Linked DNA regions of Homo sapiens: all the other regions are linked to region 6. The links are chromatin loops, found by intact Hi-C in ENCODE. Cell type or tissue: heart left ventricle. All regions are shown on one strand.

The links. A loop is a pair of places that touch in the nucleus more often than their neighbours do. Peaks named below come from ENCODE experiments on the same cell type or tissue, not always from the same donor. Only the 100,000 strongest peaks of a DNase experiment are listed, where the experiment ranks them.
Region 1: a loop joins it to region 6, with 4 times the contacts of the local background. A loop is called at or near these places in 100 of 110 quality-filtered maps.
Region 2: a loop joins it to region 6, with 2.3 times the contacts of the local background. A loop is called at or near these places in 5 of 110 quality-filtered maps.
Region 3: a loop joins it to region 6, with 4 times the contacts of the local background. A loop is called at or near these places in 55 of 110 quality-filtered maps.
Region 4: it touches region 6 in a loop (6-fold over the local background); 5 of 110 quality-filtered maps call a loop at or near these places.
Region 5: it touches region 6 in a loop (12-fold over the local background); 102 of 110 quality-filtered maps call a loop at or near these places.

Annotation. Positions count from the first base shown.
Region 1 is chr4:94,580,445-94,585,444 of GRCh38, reverse strand. The region is part of intron 5 of PDLIM5 (PDZ and LIM domain 5); the gene reads right to left. Among named protein-coding and RNA genes, the nearest start is that of PDLIM5, 130 kb to the right of the region's middle. In heart left ventricle, no CTCF peak of the experiment used is centred here; no DNase peak of the experiment used is centred here.
Region 2 is chr4:94,523,121-94,528,120 of GRCh38, reverse strand. It overlaps PDLIM5 (PDZ and LIM domain 5), which reads right to left. Exons shown (of 13, transcript NM_006457.5): 3 at 4,246-4,397. Among named protein-coding and RNA genes, the nearest start is that of PDLIM5, 74 kb to the right of the region's middle. In heart left ventricle, no CTCF peak of the experiment used is centred here; no DNase peak of the experiment used is centred here; H3K4me3 peaks cover 1,076 bases; H3K27ac peaks cover 4,229 bases.
Region 3 is chr4:94,460,520-94,465,519 of GRCh38, reverse strand. All of the region lies in intron 2 of PDLIM5 (PDZ and LIM domain 5), which reads right to left. Among named protein-coding and RNA genes, the nearest start is that of PDLIM5, 11 kb to the right of the region's middle. In heart left ventricle, no CTCF peak of the experiment used is centred here; no DNase peak of the experiment used is centred here; H3K4me3 peaks cover 2,255 bases; H3K27ac peaks cover 4,051 bases.
Region 4 is chr4:94,550,049-94,555,048 of GRCh38, reverse strand. The region is part of intron 3 of PDLIM5 (PDZ and LIM domain 5); the gene reads right to left. Among named protein-coding and RNA genes, the nearest start is that of PDLIM5, 100 kb to the right of the region's middle. In heart left ventricle, no CTCF peak of the experiment used is centred here; no DNase peak of the experiment used is centred here; H3K27ac peaks cover 3,805 bases.
Region 5 is chr4:94,594,116-94,599,115 of GRCh38, reverse strand. All of the region lies in intron 7 of PDLIM5 (PDZ and LIM domain 5), which reads right to left. Among named protein-coding and RNA genes, the nearest start is that of PDLIM5, 140 kb to the right of the region's middle. In heart left ventricle, a CTCF peak has its summit at 3,020; no DNase peak of the experiment used is centred here.
Region 6 is chr4:94,404,791-94,409,790 of GRCh38, reverse strand. No RefSeq gene overlaps it. Among named protein-coding and RNA genes, the nearest start is that of PDLIM5, 45 kb to the left of the region's middle. In heart left ventricle, CTCF peaks have their summits at 2,720 and 2,922 (motif pointing left); no DNase peak of the experiment used is centred here; H3K27ac peaks cover 3,715 bases.

The DNA.
Region 1 (5,000 bases), 180 kb before region 6:
AGTTTGCTTTGCAAGTATATTCGGTCTCAAGTTTTTAAAAGATCTATCTAAAATAGGCGGGGCACGGTGGCTCACGCCTGTAATCCCAGCACTTTGGGAGGCTGAGGTGGGCGGATCATGAGGTCAGGAGATTGAGACCATCCTGGCTAACACAGTGAAACTCCGTCTCTGCTAAAAATACAAAAAATTAGCTGGGAATGGTGGCACGTGCCTGTAGTCCCAGCTACTGGGGAGGCTGACGCAGGAGAATCGCTTGAACCTGGGATGTGGAGGTTGCAGTGAGCCAAGATCGCACCACTGCACTCCAGCCTGGGCAACAGAGCGAGACTCTGTTTCACAAAAAAACAAAACAAAAAAACCTTTTAAATTATAAGTAAAAAACTGCACTTATAATGTTAATATAAAATAATGCTATTAGAATGTATTCAACAGAAAGATTACCGTTTAGGTGGGATTTTCCTTTTAATTGACAGAGGAAGGCAGCAGAAGAAAGATTTCCAACATGAAGAAAAAGGAAAGGAAAATGATAAGAAAAAAAGAAAACAACTAGAAAATGAAAGTCCATAGTAGTCAAAATCAAACTTCTTGAAATTATTTGTATTGTTCACTGTATGCCATACGAAACACAGATGCGGACAATATTCACAACGGCCATTAATATCAATATGCTGCTAGAATGTATTGGCTTTCACGAAATTAAATGATCAAATCTTCACTAGGCCCAGGAACCAAGTATGGTTTAGTAGAGGCTAAACTAGCAATTCCGAATACAATTTTGAAAAGGGTCCGAACTATTATTTCTACAGTTTTCTCATTCATATGTACAGGTATTCCTTCTCCTAAAGAAAGCTGTGTGTGGGATCAGCATAGTGAAGAAGAGGTATGGCATTATTAGCAACTACTGAAATATATATTAACAGATCAGAATTTAAAGCTTGGCTCTAAGACTCTTTAGAAAGTCAGTCTCTTGAATATCACATACAAGGTAGTGCTGTTCTAAGGATGTGTAAACTACAGAGTTCAAGAACTTTGAGTTTGCTAAGAACATTCATTTTTATTTCAAAAGGGCATAAATACAAAGGAATTTGCAATGTATATTTTAATACTATGATATATTGAGCATCATGAATAGTCTCCACTTCTCCCCCCTCAAAACAGGGCAAATGCAAATTTTTGGAGGCTATGAGTTTAATTTCAAAAGAGAAAAAGGAACATGAATCTGGACTAGCAGACTACTGGCACAAGATACGAGTACAGAAAGTGTTATAAATGTGGTCAGATGTGAGTGGCAACACCTGCCAGGTTCAACTCACTGTGAGAAAATCATAGTGCTATCCGCAGGCCACACGACTGTCATCATTTTAACAGTTACATAACCAAAACTGTCTCAGCACACTGGAAAAGCTTTTCCCCAGTGAAGAACAGGATAGAATTACAGTTAGTAACACTGGCTTTAAAATCAGATTCAGTGTGTGCTTTATGCAAGTCATTTCTCTAAGCTCAATTTCCTCATCTGAGAAATAAGACTTGCATCTTAAAGGGTTATTTAAGAACAAATAAGATAGATAATGTATGTAAAGTGCTTTCTGCAGTACATAACATGAGGTAATGATCATCATAATGTATTCTTTTATGATTACTAGAAAATCAACTGTAATACATGTTCTACGACTATGAATAATCTGCATATACAAAATAACAAATCAGTAACATTTATGCAAAAAATCATAAAAAATACTATAACTTATGGTAATATGGTAATATCATGATTCCACAAGTAAAACATCTAAAAGACCTTCCACTAATATTGAACAAAACCTAGTTCTTTTAAAAATGAACAAAATGTTTTAAAATTAAGAAATAAGCATACATTTCTTCATAAACACACTGCCTTTGGCAGCCATAAAACAGACAACTCTTTATCTTATGCAAGTCCTTGAAAAATTTTATATTGAGCTACTAAACTTATTATAGTTTTAAATTTCTCTACAAGTATTGAGTGTAGTTTGCTCTTAAATGATGCCAATTTCAAGTGTAAGACTATTTTATCCTCTATAAAAGGTTTGGTGTCTAAAAACAAAACAATGGTGTCAAGCTAAGATATCACGAATAATAGAATGACACTACCTAAGTAGTATTTTTAGTTATGACACACTTGTAAAAAGTACACTACCCCTTAGATTCTTTGTGTTGTTTACCACACCTTAAGGTCTTATGTCAAATGATATAAAGTTTCTAAACATTTAGTGTTTTCTGGTTCTGAAACTCCAGAGTGTGATGACCATGATGAAAGAAAAGAAAAATTTCAATAATTTTATTTTAAAAAATGCATTTGGGATATAATGTAAACTTTACTCTCAGGAGCAAGTAATTTATTTCAAAATACAGACATTAAAATAATAATAATAATAAGCTAAAGGAAAGCCCAAACTACAGTTCTAACTCTGGTATACACTGTCCATAATACTCATCTATATCTCAATGAAGGTTAACTTACTAAGTTTTTCATTACAGAAGTGTGGGTGTTCTAAACATACCTCTGATGCATACAAAATTATCTAGCATAAAAAAAAATGCTTCTTATGCTCCTTAACATTTTTGAAAATTCTTATAATGAGAAAATCCTAACAAAATTTGCTGGTAGTATTAAATTGAAAGCAAGAAGGAAAGTTACAGAGACAATTACAAAGTGAATCATTGGTTAAGTACTTACACAGTGCCAGGGTTACTGAGGGAAGAATAACACACACAAAAAAAGATGCGATAGAGTAGAGAAGACATTGATGTTCCCCGGAAGATGAACAACAGACAAAGAGGGGAGAAAAGAAGAAAAAGAAAAGACAATGAAATAAAATTCAAAACAATGATTTTCAGTGAAGATGTTACACAAACATCATGCTTCAAAATAATTATGTAAACACAGACCAAAAAATGAACAAATGTTAGTAAAAATTCTACTACACTGTTATAATCAAGACAACAGTTTTGTTCCCCCATCCCACAAAACACTGAAAACTATTTTATGTATTAATGCTAATTCAAGTATCAAGTGACTGAAAGATCCACTATTTTTTAAAAGGACAAGGTTTTATAAAAATCATTTAAACATGAATCCAAATTCTTATTATGTTCTTAACAAAGGACAGAAAGCAATCAGATGTAAAATGTAGAAATAGATCATTTTAGAATCACTTAAAATCAGAAGAGAATAAGAGAAAAATCTTTCAGTCTCACATAACAGAAGTATATATTAATAGCAAGTACAATTTCTCACATGAATTATCCTGAATCATATGTTATAAAAGAATAATATGCCATTTGAAATTTTTCTTGTTTCTTAGTAGCGACTATGATGAAAAATGTAGGAAGCACAGTGGATCATAAATAATGAGCTATCACTCAATTTTCTTACTCTCTCCTGTCCCTCATTAATACCACCCTCATTCACAAGCAAGTTCCAGTAACTTCAGAAGTGATTTGTGGGAATTCCATAGCTCTGTATTATCAGTGATATAATTATTGCCCAGAAGGCGTGTCTGATAAGACATGGTAAAGGAACTAAGTTAGTGACACCTGAAGTGGAAGAACCTCAAAACATAATTCATTCACATAGCCTATTAAGTGCAGAATCATTAACAACACATTCATATTACAGTAGGGATAGAAAAGACTAAAGTATAAACTGTATAGTTTGCCAAAGAACACACTGTAGCATTATTCAATTCTGCAATGATGTTTAGTCAGAGTAAGTAACAATTCATTATAAACATAGTAAGAAAAACTGCCTACCAGTTTTAACGCTAAGACTGGTCAGTGTTGCTATATTTCCACATGTCAAAATCAGTTTCATAAACTCAGAGGGTTGAGTTACACTGAGTGAGGGTGAGATGCAGGATTAAGTTGATCTCAATAGTTTGCTTGTATTTACTCTTCTGCAGCCACAAATGCACAGCATTCTCTCCTCTGCCTTGTTATTTTAAGTAGCAGGGAAATAGTTTTGCAAAATAACCTCATCCTGAACAGAGTTGAGTTTTAGATGTATATTTAAACATTTTAAAGTTTAGGAAAAATGTTTTATATTAATATGAAGTTAAATGGGGGCAAATGTTCAATGGTGTGGTGGAGCGGCAGCAAGTGGAGGGTTGACTGATTTCAACCTAAAGGTAACAATTTGAGTATGTCAAATAAATATTTTTACATATTTTAGAAAATGTGCCCAAATGGAATAGTCCATCATACACAGCAGTGGTAAATGTGCTAACATGATAGCCAGGTGATCTGGTTTCTCATACTGGCTGTGCTGCCCACTTTCCCCCATGCCCTGGGCAAACTGCAATCTACAGAAGCCTCATTTTCCTCAACAGTGAAATCAATGACAATTTCTCTGTCTTTCAGACTTCCTCTAAGGGTTTATGTTTAGCATATTTGAAGGCACTTTGAAAACTACACAAATACAGGTTTATTGTTGGAATAGATTCCCCAACCGCTCAAAATAAAAAAGGGAATATCTAACCTAATTGTAATATATGCACATCAATTGATTCACATAGCTTCAATTCAATTCTATAATCATTAAGAATAAATATTAATTCAAAGCCATAGAAATAAGCCCAAGTCACAAGCAGATGATATAGGGAAAGGCACATCAAAATTTGGCTTCAAAAGACCTAGGCTCAAATCTTAGCTCTATTAATTATAAGATGTGTGACTTGAGAAAGGTATGTAATCTCTTGGCATGAGAGTTTAAAGACTCAAATCACATAATGCATTTAGAAACACCTAGAACAATGCATAGTAATACCTAACAGATTAATGAATCTTAATCTTGAATTAAAAAAAAATTCTATCTAACCTAAATGTTTATTTTTCCAAACGCCATTCTCCCCCTTTACAAGTCTAACATTTTTACACTGGAATCTAGTAAATAGCCTAAGTCTCCGTCCAGAAAAATTTAACTTTAAATGGACAAAACATAAAACAGGGTTTGGGGATGTTTACAC
Region 2 (5,000 bases), 120 kb before region 6:
TCCTAAATGGAAGAAAGGGCATTCAGTGATGAGTGGTGGTGATCTGGAGAGGACAATGTGAGGAGGACTCGATTACAAAGAACACGACCTTCTGAGCAGAGGGATTAGTCTGGATAGAATCCCATAGCACGTGCTGTTGTCTGTGCCCAGCTTAGATCTCCTGGAACCCTTCTAATGGTTTGGTACACCAATTCCCCAGGTGTTTCTTCCATTGCTTCTAATGGTTCACACCAGTAACTTTCTTTGGAAGCAATATAAGCTACCTCCTAGCCCTCTTCTCTGTTTACTCACACAACATACTTCCAGGGCAGCTGACAGCTAATAACTAACAAATACAAGGAAGGGGGTACAAAAGCCCAGTTTCATTGCCTCAAGGCAAGACAGACTCACTCTGTAGTGCAATTTTGTTCCCAAGTTTCCTGCTGGATCAAGTGAAGCTGGATATCCCCTGAAATCACACCTTTGCTCATCTCAGTTTCTTCTGCTTCCCAATCCTGTTTCACTCACTGCTTTCCTTAAAGGAATCCCTTACTGTATCACTTGCACAAGAATCCCCATCTCAGACTCTGCTCTAGGAAATTGGACTAAGACAAGTCTGTAAATGATAGTAGTATATATTCATGCAGAAAACTTCAAGTTTATGAAGGGAAGAGTTCACTGAAAAAGTACTCTTGTAGGTAACTTAGTTTGGAAGAATTCAGAGTAATCTGGTTGGTGAGAAGTGGAATGAAGAACTGACCAGAGGACAATTAAGAATGCTGTTCAGGGCCACGCGTGGTGACTCATGCCTGTAATACCAGCACTTTGGGAGGACAAGGCGGGCAGATCACGGGGTCAAGAGATCAAGACCATCCTGGCCAACATGGTGAAACCCTGTCTCTACTAAAAATACAAAAATTAGCTGGGCGTGGTGATGCGTGCCTTTAGTCTCAGCTACTTGGGAGGCTGAGGCAGGAGAATTGCTTGAACCTGGGACGTGGAGGGTGCAGTGAGCTGAGATTGTGCCATTGCACTTCAGCCCGGGTGACAGTGTGAGACTCTGTCTCAAAAAAAAAAAAAAAAAAAAAAAAAAAAGAATGCTGTTCAGGCCGGGCGCAATGGCTCATGCCTGTAATTCCAGCACTTTGGGAGGCCGAGGCAGGTGGATCACTTGAGGTCAGGAGCTCGAGACCAGCCTGGACAACATGACGAAACTCCATCTCTACTGAAAATACAAAAAAATCAGCCAGGAATGGTGACATGCGCCTGTAATCCCAGCAACTCGGGAGGCTGAGGTAGGGGAATCCCTTGAACCTGGGAGGTGGAGGTTGCAGTGAGCTGAGATGGTGCCAACTGCACTCCAGCCTGGGCGACAGAGCGAGATTCAGTCTCAAAAAAAAAAAGAAAGAAAGAAATGCTGTTCAAACTTGGAAAACATACTTACTTTGATATAAGAGAGAAAACTTAAGGAGAGAATGGTCCTGGTATAGAAAAGAATCAAAGATAACTCTTCAAAGTTGTATTTTTTTCCTTAAAAGGCAAAAGTATTTCTTCAGTAGCACTGTCAATGTTATACTACGAATTTTGTTAACCACACACTCTATCAAAACAGGCTGACATTACCTAACACAAGAACTGCTCAAAAACTTGAAGAGAACGCCAATGAATAATAATGGGACTCTAAAATACTCCCTAATAGTTTGGGTCCTTGAATGTCTATTATTTAGAAATATGAAGATATGATTAAGTAGTATACTCAAATGTTTATAACAAGTCAATTTTGTAAGTTGGTTTGTCAGATTCTGTATTTAAGCAGCCTTAAAGAATCTTTATTAGAATCAGTAGCAGATTACATAAATTGGAAAGGCATCCAAACAGGGCAACATCTGGTTTTTATCTACTCTTATGGGGCTCAGAAGTGTTTTCAATAGAAAATAAGATTCTGGTTCCTGGGTCATAAAATAAGCAGCACAATGTGAAAACAAGCAGGCTGGTATGAAAGAAATTGTACGCAACCCATGAAAGAGCTCATACCCTTAAATAAACTTTCAGTTTTAGAATGTGTAAAACAGCCTGTCATCATCTCTATTTGTTTTGCTTTCTTGATATCTCAAACAAGTTAAGCTTCTTGACCTCTTGATTTCCCTTCAAAATTCATACTTGGTAAATTAAAAATGACTTTACTTTCATGTGATTAGTAACAACTTTCATGTTACATGTCTCAATATAGAGAACAGAAGAATACTAATGAAACAAATTTTTTTATAACCAATTACTTTTCTTATTGACTACTTTCCTACGCATTAAAATGTATAGCTAATAGCCTATCAAAATTCAAAATACATATAAACATTGATTCAGCAGTCCCACTGAAAAGAATTTCTCTAAGTTTTTTAAAAAGACCCTAAAGAGGAAACTGCTTAGAAAGTCACAATACCTCAAAATAGATCTGTATGTCTAAGTCAAAGTTTGCAAAAACAATTTCCTATTCAGTTTTAATACCAAATTGATACTCAGGTAAATATAATTTATCCTATAGAAATCCTTTCACTAGCAATCACCTAGGACAGCAGTAGCAAAAAGCAGAGAAGCACTGCCTAAGTGTTTTTCACAAAACACGACTCCTAGGAGAGGCTCCAAGAAAAAGGTTCCATAGCCAAATATGTTGGGAAGGTACCAGGTTTTATTTCCCTCTTTTTTTTTAATATTTTTTTGGGGGGTGGGGCGACAGAGTGTCGCTCCGTTGCCCAGGCTGGAGTGCAGTGGCAAGATCTTGGCTCACTGCAACCTCCACCTCTAGAGTTCAAGTGATTCTCCTGCCTCAGCCCCCAAGTAGCTAGGATTACAGGCATGCACCACCACACCCATCTAATTTTTGTATTTATAGTAGAGACTGGGTTTCACCATGTTGGCCAGGCTGGTCTCAAACTTCTGACCTCAGGTGATCCACCCACCTCAGCCTCCCAAAGTACTGGGATTACAGGCGTGAGCCACAGCGCCCAGCCTATTTCCCTCTTAAAGATTCATAATATGCATGATAATTTATGGAAGACTAAGATAATTATATGCAATATAATTATGGAAGAGATTGGGGAGGGAGAAAAAGTGGTGTTTTCCAAATTTGATAGAATTCAGAACACTTTTTGTAACCATCAAAAACAAGATTTGCTTAAAATCTCCATAACTACCTCGTATATGATCAAGCTACCTTCATTATAAAGCTGAAGGTTCACAGCTACCCTTCCATCACTCTGCATTCCCTCTTTCTCCTCCCTTGCCTTCAGCCCAGGATACTACAGTGATCAAACTTTGTAAGTCATAATAACCACAGAGAACTTCAATAAATATAACTCCTGGTCTTTCCTTCCAGAAATTCGGATTCAGTATAGACATCAGTATTTTTAACAAGCACTCCAGATGATTTTGGTGCAGGTTTCAAATGATGGGATGCTCAAAATACCTGATATATTATAAACAATGTGATGATTAATTATTTTATAACTTGAGGCCAGAGTGACTTTAGAAAGCAATAAGTTCAAAAAGTCCAGCCTTCAAATGACTCTATTAAAAATTTTCTACTCAGAAAAAAAAAAAGAGAAAAGGACAAACTAATGAAAGCCAAATCATATCCTAAAAGAATACCCTTTAATATAATGCTCAGAATTTTACCTAACAGAAAGAATTCTTAGCCTGCACTCCATTGAGAAATTTCAAGAATTCCTGAATTCTCTGAAGCTGTATACACAATTTTTTTTTTTTTTTTTTTTTTTTTTGAGACAGGGTCTCGTTCTGTCACCCAGACTGGAGTGTGGTGGCACGATCAGAGCTTAATGCAACCTCGACCTCCTGGGCTCAAGCAATCCTCCTGCCTCAGCCTCCTGGATAGCTGGGACTACAGGCACACGCCACCACGCCTGGCTAATTTTTTTATGTTTTGTAGAGACGAGGACTCATTATATTGGCCAGCTGGTCTCAAACTCCTTAGCTCAACCAATCCTCCCGCCTTGGCCTCCCAAAGTGCTGGGATTACAGGCCCACACAATTTTTATTAGTATGGGAATACATGCCTTTTGATGGGGAAATAACTCATAGCTTTCAGCAATTCTCTTGCTGCTTAATTATCCAATTTAAGAGCCATTATATTTTTTATTTACCTGAAATGATGGTAGCAGAAACTGAGTCTTAGTTAACACCGTGAGTCAGACACACAAAAACACATTCCTCAATGTTGTTTTCTCTTTCAGGGACAAACAAAAAGCAACTTACCTTTGCAGAGTCATATTCAAAGAGCCTGTACAACCCTTAATCTTATTCTGGGCTTCAAGATGAGTCATTCCTTGTGCATTTATTCCATCAATGCTGAGAACCACATCGCCTATTCTTACATTTGCCTGGGCTGCCTTGCCGCCATCTTTTAGCTGTAATAAATATATTTCATTAGGAGTGTCACTCTTTGAAAAAGAATAATAAATGCTGATAAAAATTATACTTTTGCTTATACCAAAAGTATATTAATATACTATTGAAGTAACATAAAACTGTCTTGTTTAACATGTACAGAATTTTAGCATGTAAAGATAAAATTCAAATGATTTAAATGTTTATTTTCTTAAATTCTTATTTGCTCTATAAAAAAAAACTGAATTTTCTGAGAAAGATTCCCTGATCATTTCTCCATTTCTTTATTGTGCAACAGTAGTTGTGTGATTTTTATGAATCAGGAAGAGAAGCAGCCAAGGAAACTTCACATTTTAGCAGAATAAAAAGAATGCAATCTGAATGGGGTTTTTATACTCTTTTAGAAATAATTTTTTAAAACTCTTTTAACAGCTGTATTTTTGTTTGAGCACAAAGAGGAACAGAGAGGGAAGATCTGCTAAACAATCCTTCCTGTTGAGTCCAGTTCATATCCAGGGTTTGGGGATTGAATTCTTTCAGATTCCAAGCCCAAATATCTTTTATACTGGGTGTGCTTCCTGCTCTAGGCATTTGCAGAAGGGAAACTCTTTATATCTGAGACA
Region 3 (5,000 bases), 56 kb before region 6:
CTGAGGCAGGAGAACCGCTTGAACCCAGGACGTGGAGGTTATAGTGAGCCGAGATCATGCCACTGCACTACAGCCTGGGTGACAGAGCGAGACTCCATCTCAAAAAAATAAAACTAAAATAAAATAAAATCACACTTCCCCATGGGGCTGTTATGAGAATTAAATAATCGAACATGTACAAAACATCTAGAACAGGACCCAAACAGTAACAAGGGATCAATAAACGTTAGCATATTTTCATTATTATCATTATTATTTAATACAGGAAAGAAAGGAGACCGAATTGAACTGGAATAGTCAAACATTTCAGAGAGCAAAGGATACATGAATGTTCCTAGAGGAAGAGATAGGGCTTTAGGGATGATAAGAATAAACAAAAGTAGTATGCAAAAAGAATAAAAAGACTAAGAACTTCAGGGTTCAAAATTGGCATTTTGGACTATAAACTCAAGTTATATTAAACGGGCCCATTTATATGCAACTTGAAAACCAACCAGAGAAATTAAGTAATAATTCAAAAGATAATGGGAAGCTCATACAGTTCTTAAATAAGGCAGTAATATATTAAATATAAGTTTCTAAAATTATTGCCTAGTCAAGATGCTAGCCTGAGGATAAGGAACCAGCCTGAAGGAGAATAAGCCATTGATGAATTTTGGAAATACTTTTGTCTGCTAAAATAGCAAAGAATCACTCAGAGAACTGGACACCAAATAACCAGAATCTTCCAGAATAGACAGAGGTACATTTAAACAAAACAGAAACGTCTACCCTAAAAAGATCAAAACAACCATTTGTAGGATATTTGCAAGTGAGTAGCATAAAGATACTTCAAAGGAATGACCAAAATCATGGAAATTATATGTGTAACACGATAGCTAGCTAGCTAGATATAATTTCTTTCTCCAGAACATTTCTAAGGGGTCCTAGTTAAGGGACAAAACATTTGTTTTCTAAAGGACATCTGTCCTCCGGTAACGTTTTCTCAGAAGAAAAATACTTTCAGAACAAACATACTTTCAGAACATAGTCTGCTCTGGCTAGTGTTATACAGCCTTACTAAATCTCTTAATTCTACCACTTCCAAAAGTTAATATCCCAGAAATCATTTGAAAAATACTGGGCTGTTAATTAGATCTCAATGGAACTGAATCACAACACTTAAATCCCTGATCCAATCAATGGTAAACAGCATTAAATTGTTAATGTCATTACCGTAACTACTTTCTCTTTTCTTCAATTAAAATTTAGCCAGGACAATTATCATGAAGTACAGTGGCCATTGTTAAATCAATCTCTGGACCTTGGGGAAAAAAATGTTTAACAATTCACAGAATCCAAATAACAAGTGTTGCAAATTCTTCTCTAATTCAAAACTCTTCTCATCATATTTAACATTTACAGCAACACACTAAAGAGAAATTCCTCCTTTCCTCATCTTTACTACAAAAAAATATAAATATCCCTGGCATCCTTACTCTTTTTGTTACTATAGTTACCAACACATACACTCTGCTGCTCACACTAGGCTAAAATGAGTAACTACCTTGTGCCACACATTAGTATACCTTCACAATGCCTGACTCACTATGCTACAGAACACTCTATAAACCTACCTGATTTCAGTTAACTTCCATTAGCTAATAAAGGTTGATAATAAAAACACACTGAGTCTCATAAGGGTGAAATTTGCCATTCCTCGGACCATAGTGAACACCTCATAATGGTCAGTCTCCTTGTCACATCATTTAAAAGGAGCTAAAGACTAGAATTCAAAACCACACATACAGTTGACCCTTGAACAACACAGGTTTGAACTGCACGGGTCTACTTACAGACAGATTTTTTTCAATAAAAGTTACACCAAGTGTGCCCAACTCTCCTGCTTTCTCCTGCTTCCCTTCCACCTCCACCTAACCTACCTGGCACACCCTGAGACAGCAAGACCAACCCTTCCTCTTCCTCCTCTTTCTCAGCCTACTCAAAGTGAAGATGACAAGAATGAAGTCCTTTATGATGACTCCCTTCCACTTAATGAACAGTAAATATATTTTCTCTTCCTTATTTTTAAATGTTTTCTCTAGCTTATTTTATTCTAAGAATACAGTATTTAATATTATAACATACAAAATATGCATTAATCAATTGTTTATATTATGGGTAAGGCTTCTGATCAACAGTAGGCTATCAGTAGCTAAGTTTTGGGGGAGTCAAAAGTTACACATGGATTTTTGACTGCACAGGGGGTTGGTGCCCCTAAACCCTGTTTTGTTCAAGGGTTGATTGTATATCAGCCTACTGAACAGATTCCAAAGTTAACAACTTTGAATCTATTAAATGTGATTTGCTTAATTTTCCAAAAAGTCTATGACAGGGCACTATGCCAAAAACACAAAATCTTTTGCCATGTAACTGGGAGTAATAGGTTAAGATAGAGAGGAAGTTAGTTTAGAAATGGGAAACAAATGATGGAGATAATTACTAACAAAAGCTCTGGACGAAAGAATTCAGAAAATGGCATCTTTAAGAAATTAATGGTATCATTTAAAGAAGAGCAGCATGTTTTTATTTCCTAGATTATCTTGCAAAATGGAAAACAAACCACTTGAAAACACAGAAAATCCTTTGTAAAATACTTGTGACTGAGCCCTGTAAAAAGAAGACAGGTGGAAACTGGCCCATCTGATTGGAAATGATCAAGGTCTGTTGAAACTTAGGCTAGCATAGGTATGGGGAAATAGGCATCCTCATATTATGAGCAGGAGTGTCTCTATAAAGACGGCAATATCAGTCAAAATTACAAATGCATACACCCTCTGACTCATCAATTCCATTTCTAGGAATTTATGTGACAAATATACAAATATACAAACATATACACATATATAGGCAAAACTTAAATTCAATGTCAGTAAAAGCAAAAGACTAGAAAAAATTTAAATGTCTACACATATATATATACATATATGGGCAAAACTTACACTGCAGTGTCAGTAAAAGCATAAGACTAGAAAAAAATCTAATTGTCTATCAATAGGAACTGATTTAAAAAATTATGACAAATCCAAACACAGTGTAGTGGTAAAAAAGGAATGAAGAATGAAGATATATTTACTGATGTTGGGTTAAGTGAACAAAATGCCAAAAAAAAAAGTATTTCTATTAAGCATACTATTTGTGTTAAAAGGAGGGTGGGGAGGAGATATACCTATAGATTATCTCTGGAAGTATACTACTAACACAGGTGGCTTCCAGGAGGAGGAAATGAACAGCAGGGCACCAGGAGACATTTCCCCCTATACGCTCGTGTATCTTTTGAATTTTGAACCATATGAATGTCTTACCTAAAGAAAATTAAGCTGGGTGCAGTGGCTCACGCCTGTAATCCCAGCACTTTGGGAGGCTGAGGTGGCTGGATCAAAGGTCAGGAGTTCGAGACCAGACTGGCCAACATGGTGAAACTCTGTCTCTACCACAAATACAAAAAAATTAGCTGGGCATGGTGGCGAATGCTTGTAATCCCAGCTACTCAAGAGGCTGAGGCAGAGAACTGCTTGAACCCAGGAGGTGGAGGTTGCAGTGAGCCGAGATCGCGCCACTGCACTCCCGCCTGGGTGACACGCTGCAGCCTTTTAAAAAGTCCTCTTTATTTTTTTCTCTCATCTAACTTTTTCTTTCTCATTCCCTCCTATTAACATTTCCAGTTCATTTTACTCTCCTCTATTTACGCCTATTAGGGACATTTACTACAACTGCTTAGCCCAGTTGGGAGTCCAGTTACTAAATGCCAACAAGGTTGGTGAACTCTGTTCTAGTAATTGTCATAAAAAATGGGTGACAACATCAGCTATAAAAGAAATCTGAGTATTTACAGAAGGGTAGATAACTATACTTAAACAGGAAACAAAAAAATAAGAAAGGTGAAGGAATAAGGGGATACTCATTCAATATTCTCTGCTTTGTCCATTCTTAGTTTATTACCTTTAAAAAAAAAACCTCTTAATAAAAACAAAGTACGCTAGAAAAGTGATTTTTCCCTCTCTGTTAATTAAGGAACCAAACCTGCCTTCTCAACAAGACTATATAGTGGCCCAACACATAGAATACCTAAAGAATCAGTAGACACCATGGTCACTGCTCTTTAGTTACTTAATGTTTTCTCTTTTCATTTCCATTAGGTCATTTATTTGCAAACAGATCCACATATTGTTATTTCACATGCTAATATCTAGTTTTGTCAAATTTTATGTCACGTACTCAATATTTTTTGCATCTCAGATACTGAAATAAAGGCCTAGAGTCTCATCTGCCAAAGTTGAAACATAATTCTCTCTCATACGATGCTAAATAACTCCTTTTTTGTCTAAAGCAACGTTTGCTTCTAGAAATAACTAAATCATAACTGATTTGTCCTCAATACAGTTGTAACTGGGGGAAAAAGATATAACTGGTCCTGTGGTATATGGGAATCTGGGTAAGAACTACTGCTAACAGGATGTCATAGACAAAGACCACTGTTCAACTGTGTATTCACATGTAGTGTGACTAGCAACTATCATAAAGAAAAGCTCTTTGCCTCAGAAGTTCTAAAAAAAATTGAAAGCTCACAGGCTCCAAATTATTAATAATAATCAAATCTACCTGTATACTTTTTAATTTATAAAGCATTTCCCATACATCAAAGAAAATCAGAAGCTCAAATTAATGAACTGATTTTCCAGCTAAGATTTAAATCCAAGTCATTCCAATATACAGCTGTACATTATCTATTATCTATCTATTCTTAGTTTAAGTAGGTAGATATACCTAACTCACGAGTAGATGAATAGTTACATGAAAACGTTCTTTCCCAAGGTCTAAAGTGCTATTCTTACCTTTTTTTTTTTCTTTTTTTTTTTTGAGACAGGGTCTGGTTCTGTGGCACAGACTGGAGTACAGTGGCATGACTACAGCCCACTGTAACCTTGAACTCTTGGTATCAAGTGATCCTCCCACCTTGT
Region 4 (5,000 bases), 150 kb before region 6:
CACACCTAACTTAACAAACATCAAAGCTTAGCTTAGCCTACCTGAAATGTGCTCACATTAGCCTAGAGTTGGGCAAAATCATCTAACAAAAAGCCTATTTTATAAAAAAGTATTGAATATCTCATGTTATTTATTGAATACTGTACTGAAAGTGAAAAACAGAATGGTATCACACCATTGTAAAGTCAAAAATTCATGTCAACCTTTGTAAATTGAGGACCATTCGGTATACACAGATACAGATATATATAGATATAGAATGTATCTGTACACACATTGCAGATACCAAAGGTATTTTGTTATATACTATGACAGCAAACTTTAAAAACAATTGATAAAACCTCTTCACAAATTTGATAATGCTACTCATTCCTTAAAACTGTTCATGCTCTTATATCATATGCATTTGTCAAAATTATAATTACGTGATTGTATACTGAATAGCTCTTTTATTAGCTAGTGTGGCAGTTGCATGGCAGCAGGTACCATTTCTCTCTTGTTCACACCTATCTTCCTGAAGTATGTTTTGAAAGAATGTATAATCTGTGTCTTTATATATATGTATGAACGTATGTACGTACGAATGTATATACATATATAAATGAGTACATATGAAGAGAAAAACGACTAGATGGATATCTATCAAAATATGCTTGTTTTCTCTAAAGGGCAGATGAGTTTCTTTTTTTCTGTATCTTCCAAATGTTTTTCAATATATGTGTAACTGTTTCACAAACAGAAAATAGCTATTAAATATTTTCTTAAAGATAAATGTTTTTAAAAGCTAACAGACAATAAGGAAAACAACAGCATTAGCTTGAAAAGCTACTTAAACTCAAATGATTTCATTGTCTCTGGATGGAAGATGGCCTCAAAAGGGATTACTGCATGTACTCAGGAAAAGGACAATGCAAAGAAAACCAATTTACTAGTTTTAAATAATAAAATGATTAAAATTATATGAAGACAACAAAAGATTATAAAGTCCAACAACAAAAGACAGGATGAATAGCTCGTTCTTGGCAAAGACTTTTATGATATAGTCATTTTTCAAAGACAAATTATCTGTGAAGATAACACTGGAACAGTGTAAATAAATATACTGACAATGTGAAAGAAGAGATTTTTTAAAAATGTATTTCAGAAAATATTTTCACATTTCCCACAAGCTTACCAAATTTATTCATCCTCCAATGACATGGCCATATAATACTCTCTGTGGAAAGCTGAATTTCTTGATACAGAATTTCTTGGTAAGAAATGGATTTCAAACATGCAGGTGGTAAACATAACACATGGAGAGCTCTGTAATCTGGCAAGGAGGGATGAGCTGCAGGATCATTCACACGACACACTAAGGTAATCCACACAGTGAGTGGGGCAGTGGTTCACACACTTCTTTAGGGCCCACAATAACCACAAGTGCTCTTTATGGACCCTGTGGATTCTCTATTGAATTCTGATACACTGGATTCTCCCATAATTTGGCTCAGCACTGAATATTTACATTGCCATAAGAATGAAAAAGTTGAATACGGATTTTTAAAATTTATTGTTAAATAATGATGATACCAAGAAGATGGCAAGAGAAGTACTATCGCAAAAGGAAGTCAGACGCTAATAACTAAAACCGATCATTTGGCTGGGTGCGGTGGCTCACGCCTGTAATCCCAGCACTTTGGGAGACCAAAGCAGGCAGATCACTTGAGGTCAGGAGTTCGAGACCAGCCTGACCAGGATGGCTAAACCCTGTCTCTATTAAAAATGCAAAAATCAGCCGGGCATTCTGGCATGCACCTGTAATCCCAGGTACTCAGGAGGCTGTGGCTGGAGAATTGCTTGAATCTGGGAGGCGGAGATCTTACCACTGCACTCCAGCCTGGGCATCAGAGTGAGACCCCGTCTCAAAATAATAATAATAATAATAAAACTGATAATTTAAAAGTTAGCAGATGGTTAGTATTTAGAAACATAAAGGTAAATACTAGGAGAAGTCATTGGTTGCCTCTGCTAAAAGAGACCAGGTAAGGGGAGGGGCAAAAAAAGAAACGACTGGGGTTTTTCTTGTATTAGTTGACACTATACTTCTAGCTATTCTTCTCCTGCTTCAGATGCACTAATCAACCTAGACTACCAAAGTCACCTTATCTTGCCCTGCCCCTTCTAGAGTTTCTGACCATGTCATAGATGTGCCTGATGTTACCCTGATGTGCATTTTTTTCTGCTACCACCATATAAAATTAGATCACTCTTTTTTAATCAATTTCTACTACTACTATTTTATGAAGCAAAATCTAAGGGGAAAAGATCTTATCCTTCTCTATGATTCTACTTATATTTTTTTCTTATGAAAAATGTCATATTTGGGCTTTATATTTATATATTAGTATACATAATTTTACCGAGAGTAGACTTTGCTATAGAGAGATTTTTATATTTATCTGCACTCAATTGGTCAATGAATTCTCTATTGGGATCATATGCGTAATCAGAAATTAATTTTAATGCAGCCTCTTTGGGGCTTTTAAATATAAAGACAATATTTATAGAGTTGGAATTTAATCTATTTCTTTTTTATTTTAAAAAGACTCTAAATCTCACATATAATCCCTTTCATAATGCAAGCTTTGAAAACAGCTTTTAAGCAATACTTTCATTTTTCCCTTACTTTTTCCAACCACAAGAATGTTGCCCACATTTCTTTAAACAAATCTCTCAGCCATTCAACTTGACAACTTGTAGATATTTTTAAATTATACTAGAGTATATATTACATTGTCAAAAAACAGTTGTCACTAAATGGAATAAAAGACTTAGAAAGGAGATTAAACCTCTCAAGATTCTGAAAATAGTTAACTGTGATGATACATAAAAAATAGCCATCAAAGTCTTTGTTTTACAACTGCAGTAATAAAAACTTGTATATATATCCACAGCTCATCCTAGCTACAAAGTCACACTCTTGGGCATTAGGTAGCTATTGAGAATAGTGATTAAGTAAGCTTCCAAATCATTAGGCACAGTCCAAAATCTTACCTTAGTTTAAGTAAACTTTACTACGTAATATCTTTGCCTAATAATCCGTTCCTCATATACAGGAAAAAAGTCAATCAGTCCTTCTGTAGAGAATGAATAATGTATTTCCTAAAGCCAAAAAAAAGACATTCTTCCACTTCTCCATATCATCTTGGAGAACAATTTACGCTCAACTACACAGGAAAACTATTCTTTCTGAGATGACCTCAGTTGTGACCACTTTTTTCCTTTATGGGTCATATACCAGACACAGTAGCTGGTTAGGTAATCATTATTTTGCCTCAATTTAATTTCTCATGTGTATGCATATTTTAGCATTGCCTGTGTGTCAAGACTTTTTCATGTATTGAAAGAAATACTACTTAGCTGAATAAAAAGTGACTCCTTCTTCCAAAGATCTTCACGTTTATTTGGGGAGATGAAATGAATAAGCAATACAGGGTTGCGGTTAAAAATATGGGCTATGAAGTGAAAAAAACTTGTCTCTAGAATTAAAAATCTTTGACGATGAAACCCAGTAATCTGCTTCAAGCGTTTTAAACTCAATAAAGTTACAGGGTCTTGATTTGGGAGAATTCAAGGGATACCCTTTCATTTACTGCAAACTTATAAATTTATTAAGGTCCAGCTTTAGCACAAGTAATTTATGGGGCTCTTTGCAAACAGAGTTAAATCTAGTAGTTTCAGACTACTAATTTTTCTAACCTTAGCCTTTGGCAGCACTATTGGCATTAAACAGGTATACAATAAGCTAAATTTGTTAAATAATGTTAATAAATAATATCGCTTCACAGAAAATAACTGTGGATTTAACTGAGTTAGAACCAGACTAGCTATAAAACCCTGAGATAGAAATGATCTTTTCTAGCAGAGGCATTACAATGATAATAGTTTCATGTCACCAGTTACACATTAGCTTTATACTGTGATACATAATTGGGTATCCTTTCATCTTGTTCTTCAAAATTTTCTAACCTTTTCTTGGGCCTTTGCCTTTCCTTTTGAATTTTAAATTGGTATGTTAAGTTCAAGCTTTTATTCTTTTTGCTTAGCATTTTTCCTATTCTCTTACTTCTTTCTGTATCTATTTAATTTTATTGCCATACAGACCTCAACCCCAGTTTAGGTGAGTATATTTCAAAGAAAAGTCACATACTATTTTCATGACCTTCTTTCTAGTAATGCTTGTACAAGAAGATGACAAAATTCTATGATAAGTAATTTTCAATATGAAAAATAAAACCATCATTAATTGCAGACATCAGAACTATTCCCTTTTGCTCCTCAAGTATGGATAATTACAGTTGACCACCACAGAATTCCAAAATTGGAGTTTTAGAATTCCAAACTTTTAGAGTTCCAAAATGAGATATTTATGGACTTGCAAGTCATCAAAGCTTAAGTCAATCTGTGGTGTGTCTAACGGGTACTTTGAAGTGTATCAACTAAGCTAAAATGCTACTAGAGATAATACACCAAAGTTATTCTGAGAAGTAATGATAAGCTCTAGCCAAAGCCACACTGTTTGCTTGCATCTTTCAGTGTGTGACAACAGATAGAGCTTAAAATAATTTTACAAGGACAATGGCATTTGCTAAATGCTTGCTACCAAGTCTTTGAAATTTCTCATTTTCTGTTATTCACTTACTCTTTACACATTGGGAAGTAATTGAAAGATTTCTATTAAATAGATAATACATAAATCTTTCAGAAATGTCCTAACTTTGAATCTAAAAAGTGAGAATAAAATGTATTTTATATAGAAAAATAATCCATATGCAATCATAGCTTAAGAGAAGAATATTTAAGACAAGGGAGATGTCTTGAAGCAAACCTTATAAAGTGAGCAAACAACAAAAATGTATTCAGATGACAATTCTACTGAATCATTATATAACTATATATTATTACATTACTATATAATTTCCATATATTTAATATATGTGTTTATGTGTATGCTGGAT
Region 5 (5,000 bases), 190 kb before region 6:
GTCCTATATTGGGCCTCTCATTTAATTAGAAAAATAATCTGAACTCCTTAACACAACCTACAAGGCAGTCAATAATCTGGCCCCTGAGTACTTCACGTAATCTCTTATCATTCTGTCTCTTATTTACTATGCCCCATTCATAATGGCTCTTTTTCAGTTCCCTAAACACACCAACTGATTCCTGTCTCAGGGACTCTGCATTTGCTGTTCCTTCTGCCTGGAGAGGACATCTCCACATCCTCATGACTGACTCTTTCAGGGCACTCACATTTCAGCTCAAATTATTTTCTTTTTCTCTAACTAGAGTCTAATGACCTTACTCTTCCCCTCCCCTCATTATATTCATGTTGTACTATATTACTTTATAGAATATATCATAACCTAAAACTGTATTTTTCCTTATTTTCCTTTTTCATTGCATGTCTGCTCTACTAGACTAAGTTCATAATAGCATCTTCATTTTCCTAGAAACCAGCACAAATAAGTGCCTCATAAACATTTGTTGGACGTATTTATTATATATAATATATGCTAAACATGAGCAGGGGCCACTGCTAATAAGTGAGGCCTGAGACTAAAGGAGAATGTTTAGAGGAAAAGACCCACTTGGATTTAGGTCAAAGAACCAGCCCAGATTATCGTCTAATATCAACTACTCATATAACTGCTTCTCACCCAAAGACAGCTTAATTGTCTCAGTGAGTCTTCAGTTGATTTTCTTGGGATTATCTATGTAATTGTCAGAGATTAACGTCAAGGACTAGCATAATATGCCACCAGGTGAGATTTACTAGTGCAGAACAGAACTACTGCTTATCATTTTAGGAGCCATACGACATGACTAACTCTTACTGGGTTTATTTTCTTTTAAAATTCCCACTTCTCCTTTGATATTTAGGTTTGCCAACCTTATTGGTTATTGAACATGTATGCTATATCTCCCTGCTTCATGGTACTCACAAATATGGGCAGCAAGTTGTGGATCTCCTCATCCAAGTCACTAATTAATCCTTTAAACAATATTCTTTGGTTAAACTACTTCAACCTTTTATGCATTTAAAAACATACTTATCAACCTCATTTCATTATTAAATTCAAAGGAATTTTAAGGGTCTTTCTTTGATCAATTGTTAAAATTAACATCTCTCCCAATCTATCCAAAATGTGTTAAGTTGGATGTGATGTGTTTCTTGAGAACTTATTCTGGGTCTTGGCAATTCTGCCCTCCTCTTCTCAGTGCTCACTAGCCATGCTTTTCAGAATGCCTGCTTGACTTTTTTCCAGATGATCTCAAGTTCAAATTAGTTTATGGTTAGAAGTTAACTTTTTTTTCCTTTTTTGAAAATCAGTACTATATTTTCCTTTTACCACTCTTCTATTTTCTTTCCCATCCAGGATTTGAAACAAACGCAGATAGTACTCAGTGAATCTCATCTGTAAGTCCTCTACATACCCTGAGCGGTAAGTCATTAAGAAAAAGAGTCTAGTGAGAACCATTTAGAATCACTTTCTGTATGGGGGGCTTCAAATCCCTCCAGGATATAAATAAACCTCTGGGTTTTGGTTATTTTTATTTGCTGTCTTTCAACACAGAGCATTTATTAGTTTCACCATCACCCTTGACGACATCACTTCTGTTTTTTACTTATCCCTTGAATAGATGTTATCTGATTGTTTTACCTTTCATATATAAAGGATTTTTGGTTTTACTGTTGGTGGGTGTACTTTTTGTAAACATACCTGTGATGCTGCTCCAACATCCCTGCTAAGAGCTTTGCTGATTTTAACAAGTATGTGATTCCACTGCTGTAAGCCAAGGGTAAACTTGATTCCACCAAATTTGCTTAAGTGTTACTTCTCTGTATTAAAGCTTCAAGTTCACTCACTGTCTAACCAATGATACACAGCTACCTGAAGACATTAAAATCTTTCAGAAATTTATTCTCAATTTTTTTCTTCTTATAAATTACTAGCATATCAGGATAAAGAATAAAGTGTGTGAAGAGGCAAAATAAGTGTGTACCACTAACTTGAAAATTCCGCAACAGGTGTCACCTTAGTTTTAACACATTCTTCTGTTCAAAGATATAAATTCAGAATCTTTGGGAGTAGTTAATTAGGTGCATCTGTGAGATGAACACCTATTACAGAGTTGGACACAGGAGTAGCATTCAAACAATACCCTTTAATAGATACAAAAATAGAAAAACACAAAAGAGAATACATGGACACATGAGACTAATTTTTAGATAAAAGCAATTTGTAGATAGTTCTTTAATTTGACTAAAAGGAAAGTGAAGATGTCTAAATATCCATACCTGTCATATGCTTTATACTATATAATATAATATATTGGTTCAATTTTCTTTTATAAAATCATATCATTCTAATAAACAAACCTTCACATAATATAAAAGTAGGAAAACTTGGACTTCTGAAACCTGCAATGTGTCTGAAATACATAAACTAGAATAGCAGCAAAAGATAGAAATTAAGCCTTCCATGATTTTGAAGTCTGCCTATCATCAATGCTCTTAATTAACTTTTGAAGTTGTGATTTCTTTTGAAGAAAAAAAAAAACTAAAGTGCAGGAGTCTTCTTCAATACTGAGTTTTAGTAAACATAAGTTTCTTTAATTATCTGGTTTAATTCAATAAAATAATTTTATTGTGTAATTTACTTCTCTAAAGGTGAAATGGAAAACAACTTATCCAAACAGCATTATAAGAGAAGGACTACCGGTCTGACAAAATTCTGCCTCTAAGGAACGTGGTGAATATTCTGGGATTATGAAAGCCAACTTGGCATATTACGAACACTGACTTTTATAAATAACAGATCTTTATAAGTGCTAATAGTACACGTTTAATTTGGTAAACAACAACAACAACAGGCATTTCCAGCATTAAACAGAATTAAACAATTTGGATGTGAAAATACATAGGAACTATGTTTCTTGGCTCAATAATTTTTAAGTACTAGTCTCACAAGGAACTGAAGTGTAGTAATTACTTATGTTCAACAGATGGCGACCTTTACATTGTAGTCAGCAAAACAGTATTTGCATAAAACAGTATACTCAACCAGCAGAAAATCAAAGATCAATTACAAATATTCCATATTTTGCAAGAGACAAAAATTACTTGATCATATACACCATTTTTTGACAGGTGGTTTTTTTACAGGTTGGCAAACATATTTTGTGGGAATGTATCTTGCTGTTCTATTTTTTGGGGCAAGTCCAATTGCTAATTCTTATCTCATGAAAATATGTGCAAATATCAGGCTAGGGAATAATTCCTGCTTTCTTTGCATAGCTTATTAAGAATAGCAGCTTTAGGTAATATACTCAACTAACGTGTCTTAATAAGGATATGTCACAAGACACCAGTATGTTTGTGAAACACAGCAATAATGAAGACATGGGATGGGTCAGCAAACTATTTCTTCATTAATCTATTTTGTGTGGGTCAATGAATATCAACAAAGTTTTAAAAAAACTTACAAAACAGTATGTTCAGAAATATGTAATTTATGCTTCCTAAATTTTCAATGAATGTACAAAGGTAATAGGTTTCTCCTTAAGAAGTAACATTAACTCTATTCTTCCAGTGCTAAAATTCCATTCTGATGGCCTTCAGCCAGAAATCATGTGGGCATTATTTGGTGCTAGAAGATAGCCTACAAGAAGACGGTTTCCCGGCTCAACATAACTGTTTTAGTTTGTGTATTGTAATTGGTAACCTGAGTTTGAATTGTTTTTCTACTAAAGGGAGAAGCAGTCACTCCTCTCCTAATGAGCATTTTAATTCTTTGACAATTGGGAAGCCATATCATACCTTATAATTCTTAACCATTGATATGGTTTGGCTCTGTGTCCCCACCCAAACCACATGTCAAATTGTAATCCCCACGTGTTGAGGGAGGGACCTGGCAGGAGGTACCTGGATCATTGGGGTGGTTTTCCCATGCTGTTCTTGTGACAGTGAGATTGTTCTCATGAGATCTGGTTGTTTAAAAGTGTGTGGCACCTCCCCCTTCTCTCTCTCTCCTGCTCCACCATTGTGAAGATGTACCAGCTTCCCCTTCACCTTCCACCATGATTGTAAGTTTCCTGAGGACTCCCACCCATGATTCCTGTTAAGCCTGTGGAACTATGAGTCAATCAAACCGCTTCCTCATAAATTACTGTCTCAGGTAGTTCTTTTTAGCAGTATGAGAACAGACTAATACAACCATAATAAATATGTGAAAAATCAGAACCCATCATTCTTTAAGCAAGGGAGATAAAGAAAAGACTGATAAAAATGTTTTGATCATTATTTTAGATATCCTTTTGCTAAACTAAAATACCACTTTATACTTATATATAGCATTAAAAATTTGAAACTACAAAGATTGATATTATTATAATATAGTAGAAAATTGAGAACATGGTGAGATCAAGAAAAACATTTTTTAACTTAAATATACTTTGACAATATGATTTTTTGGCATAAATGTGTGTGTGTGTGTGCATGTATAACATAATTATCTCTAAATAAAATTTTCTATGGTCTCCCATAATTCTCTATTCTGGTAGGCCATATATTATTAATAACTTTCTATTATTAATAGTTACTGATAAGATGGCTGTTGCCTCTTTTAAATCAATGTTGTAGATTAGATTCTTATATTTAAACATTTCCTTATTAATGATAAAATTTTCTCTATTAGTATTTCTGTTCAGAGCACTAACTAAGCATCTCATATACCTATTTCTAAAATTGTTATTCTCTCCTCATGGGAATCACCATGCTCTTCATGTTGAAACACACCAAAAACACAAAGGAAGACATTAAAAAACAAATGTTCATTTAATGAAAAAAAGTCTTTCACTAATTAACAAACAGAAAATATCAAGAAAAAAGTGTCAACTTTTGGCAATTAGATTACTCCAACAAAGTACAATTCCCCTTTCAAGTGACTTAGGTATGGTTTCACTTTACTTTCAATATAGG
Region 6 (5,000 bases):
ATCTTTTTCAAATAAAATGGGCTATGGGGGTGTTTTTGAAAGGTTATAAAATATTATTCTCTACCTCTACACAGGAATGTATTCACATCATATACATCAGAAATGGCAAATTAAGGTTCATGGCAAGCGCCAATTGATTTTCACTGATTAATTGCTAGTAGCTGCCTGAAGCATCATACTGAGGAAAGTTCAGAGGTTTAGTTCAGTTTCAGGTAGAAAAAATGCCATCCTTTCAACATTTTCAAGAATTAAAAAAAAATGAATTTAGAGGAGTTATGGTCATGCTTGGCAGGAAGAAATAGTCTAGTCAGCACAGAGATACATGTGTCACCCACTAAAGAGTATTATTATTTTGGATAAATAGACTAATTTAAAAAAATTAAAGGTCTCTAAGATGTTTGGAAAGGCTGTTATATTAGTCACTGACAACTTAGTAGTAATTAATTAAATAATCTAACTTCTCACTGAGATCAGTTGAGCTGTGGGAATGGCATGGGGCATGATTATGGGAGAAGAAAAGGAGTGACAGGTTGTGGGCAGGAGACAGCAGAAGGAAAATGTAAAATTCTTTTGAGAGACTTTAGCTCCATAGATTGCCAATGTCTTATCTAGGTCACTGATGAAAATGTCAGACAGAACCAAGCCTTGATTTGACACCTGCTAAACATTATTTATGTCCTAAAGCTGACATCAAACTATCTGCAACCATTCTATTTATAAGTTTCCTGAGCACCCTTCTGCGTTTCCAGATCTAAAGTGCAGTAGCGCTCTCAGCACTTAGCTGATAAATTTGCCTGAAAATACAGTGCTCCGAATTAGCATAGGAATCTTCTTTCTGTGACTCTGTGTACTTTCATCTATAATTTAGGGGGTGGTGGAAATTGTATGAGACAGAGCTTGAAGAGACTTGTAGTTTAGCTGTAGCTTACCCTAGTTAATTGTGTAATTTTGTGCAAATCACTTAATCTCTCCAGACCTCAGAAAATGAAGGTTAACCCAGATCAGCACTTCCCAACTCTGGCCTCCAAATTCCAGAGAGTTCTACTCACTGACGAGGGCCCACAGATGCATACGTAAACCAGACTTGCCAGTGTGAAAGACTGTGGAGTTAGCATGTTCAAAAGAGGACCTTGTACCTAAATAGATGGGAAGCACTGGTGTAGGTTCCAGACAAGCTTCTATATTTCTCTGTCAGCCTTTGACTCATAGAACCCCTTTCTGTATTTAACAAGAATGTGTATATTTAACAAGGATAAGAACAATCACTTCTGTTTTGTAGAAAAGTAGCAACACATAGAAAAGTATAATTAATTAATTTTCCCTATCTTACATGATGGCTTCTTAATTGACATAGGAATTGAATGCTGTCTTTTGAGTAAGTTTATTTTCTTCAGTTTAGTACTGTATAGGATCCTATTATATTTAATATCTTACCTTGATAACAGTTAAACTAGCATGAATGTTTAATTAAATTAAATACATAACCATTTTATTTTATTTAATTAAAATGTTGTCCTTCAGTTGATCACTTCCAATGAGAAGCAGGGGCAGAATGTATGTACAGTAAGTGACTTTGGTACAAGATAGAATTTGACTTTTCCCAGAATTAAGTGGTGGAGTTTCACTGTCAGCTAACATGAGCTATGGAATCTTGGCTCTCTTCAGAGCTACATGACTCCAGATACTCTTTTAATATGCCAGGAGATATTTAATCTATGATGTCAAAACTCACAGGAAATTCAAGCTAAAGAATGCATGTTACGTACTCATTAGGACACCAGAGAAATTTTTTCAGGTCATACTGACACACTGTATGTGGAACTGACGTCTTTGAGAGATCAAACTTTCATGGATATTTTAAAAATGTGAACCCTGGTAAATCTTCACAAGAAGATCATATGTAAGCAGCTACACACAAACTTAGATTAGGTTTGTTAACTGATGAATGCCAGAAACTGTGGTCTTTCTTAATTGTATGCAGAAAGATACACATTTTCCATTTCTGAGAGTTTGTGATGTATTAAAAAAAGTCAAATGAGAAAATAGGATGTTTCCATCTTAAAACTGGATGTCTGGTGGGATAATACACAAATTCAACAATTCCCTCTTTGCACACCCCAGACCTTGTGGGGTACGTAAGGGGTAGACCATGAGTTTACATCAGGGGTTCATGAACCTGCTTAGGCAATGAGCCTTAACTGTTAACTGCTAAATATTATATTTTGTATATTTGTACTTCTATCTATCTTTTAAATGTACGCTGTTGTGGTTAATACAATACTAATTCATTAAAAGGTGTTACTGAAATTATAGTATCTTTTTTATACTATCTTTTTGATGTTATAGATATATTAACCTCCAATTTTAAGAGCTCAAGAATTATCACATAGATGTCTGTGAAATTTTGCTTGTAAAGGGTCCTCATTTTGAAAGGTTGGGAACCACTCTCTTAATGGATTCGGGGAAAGTGACAGGCTGCTGGAAAGCTATTTTCGGCAAAAGGGCTCTCTTGTCGCAGCTGCCTGTGTGCTAAGATAAAGGGCAAAGTGTGACTTGAGAAGAAGCAATCTTAACTAGCGTTTGCCAGGCCACAGACTAAATTTTACTTGTGTGCATAGTACTTGGTGTGAGAAATGACATCTCTCCCAAATCTCAGGTGTCAGCTTGTTTCAAAGTTATTTGGCCAAAATAGCAATAAAAATACAATAGGTTCTAAATATTCTATTCAAGCTCACACTCCTAGGCATTATATTATACCTCCGAGTCACTGGGATTTCAAGGTTAGTGAAACAACATAACAGATATTTGCTGTGGGAGGAAGAAAATAATCAAGTATTAGCTGGAAGAAATACTGAACAACTTTAGGTGTAGGAAGTTTCGCATAAGAGAATCTAGTTATGGCAAGCGAGGAGGCTACCGCCCTCTAGTGGTGTCCTTTCTACTTCTCAGGTACTTTAGCATATCCCGGAGAAGTTGCCTCTTTTACTTATTTTTTTTTTTCAAGTTTACCATCTATTGCCAATCCCATCTTCACATCACAAAAGTCTTTCATTTACCTTGTTAAAAGGCACATATTCTCATTGTATTTTTATGTATTGGTGGGTTGTGTTCGTTGCTATAAAAAATTTTTACATTTAACAAAATGTAAAAGGTACTAAGATAGTTCTAGTTCTTACTCCCGAAGAAGCCTGCAATATAGGTGATGATAAGTACAAAGATAAAATTTATGGTACATCTTTTCCCATCAAGGTCAAAGAGTAATTATATATATATACATATATATATGTGTGTGTGTGTGTGTGTGTGTGTGTATATATATATATATATATTTTTTTTTTTTCTGGGACAGAGTCTTACTCTGTCACCCAGGCTGGAGTGCAATGGCATGATCTTGGGTCTCTGCAGCCTCGACCTCCCTGGGGTGAAGTGATCCTCCCACCTCAGCCTCCCGAGTAGGCAGGGCTACAGACACGTGCCACCACACCTGGCTGATTTGTAAAATTTTTGTAGAGATGGGGTCTCGCTATGTTGTCCAGGCTGGTCTTGAACTGTAGGCCTCAAGCAATCCTGCCACCTTGGCCTCCCAAAGTGCTGCAATTATACGCATGAGCTGCTGTGCCTGGCCAGTAATTGTATCTTATTTACTAGAAAAATAATCATTTGATCTTACATGCTTGACTCACTGGTCATTGGGATGATTTTCAGTATTTTCAGCTGCAATTTTTAAAAAAGAAAATCATAATGGGAGAGGAGTTACGGTGTTAAATAAAACTAGTGTAGGTGTGTGTGATGGGGGAGGATGGCAAAGGGAGAGGAGAAGATTCCTGTCTGAGCCGTGTCTCTTATTTACACCTGTTCTTAAACTGTCATATTTATTTGTTGCCTTGCTTGTAAGAAGATGAAAGGTGGTTAAGCTGTCACTGACAGGTTTATTTTCCATGTATTAAAATGACATGACTTGATTAATTGTCGGTGTAACGACCTAATTATTAATGAACCTGCTGTCATGTACATGAGTGTCCAGAAAAATGTCTGGATTCCCAGTCGATTTATATCTTACGACTTCAAATTCTTTGATCTCTAAGGGTGAAGTGTCTGCTAGGAACAGGAATAGAGGTTTTAGAATTGTTTCTATAACCAAGATCAGTAAATTCTCATCGTGTAAGTGAAAGAGCATCATTTGTACTAAATACCACATTCATTTGTGCATCCACATATGATAGGGCTGCGTAATGGCAGCAAGAGAATCCTAAAACAAGTCACTCTAAAAGATTTCAGAATATCCCTAAACATTTAAAAAATTTTGCCCATGTCTAGAGTGAGTCTTTAAAAAAAAAATATATATATATATACATATATATACTTAATTTTAAAATATTTTTAGAGCCTGGTCTGTGAAAAATATTTGAAGGTAAACTGACTTAGAATATGGTCTGACTTTGACCTCATAAAGTTTCTGAGGAAGTTAGTTGATTTTATAGGATAAATATGAACTGATTGTGTGATATTACAGGGAAAAAAATCCAATGTAGACATTGCCTGCATTAATATAAGTATGGTATTTAGATCAGTGCTGTACTCTACCCTGGTCAGACACATGTGAAATACTCTTCTCTATTATGGGCATCAGAGTTTAATGATATCGACAAACTACATAGTATTCAGCAGCAGGAAATGTGGGAAGCCATATGAAGAATACTTAAACTGGGGAAATTACTTCTAAAATACGAAAGATGTAGTGCTGTTTTAGCTCTTTTCAAATATATGAAAGACTGTGCTGTAAAGGGAAAGGGGATGTGGGAGGAAAGAGGTATTGAGTCTAAATCTATCGTTTTAAAGTTTCATTATTTTCTATGTGTAATTTGTCTTGAATTTGTTCCTTTCCATTCCTCTCATGTAATATGTTTCATGTATTTGTCCCAGTCCCCCTATTTTCAATGTTTGTACTTTAATTTGGATTATTGTATTAAATGTATATCTGGTTTTTACTGCTCATCCCT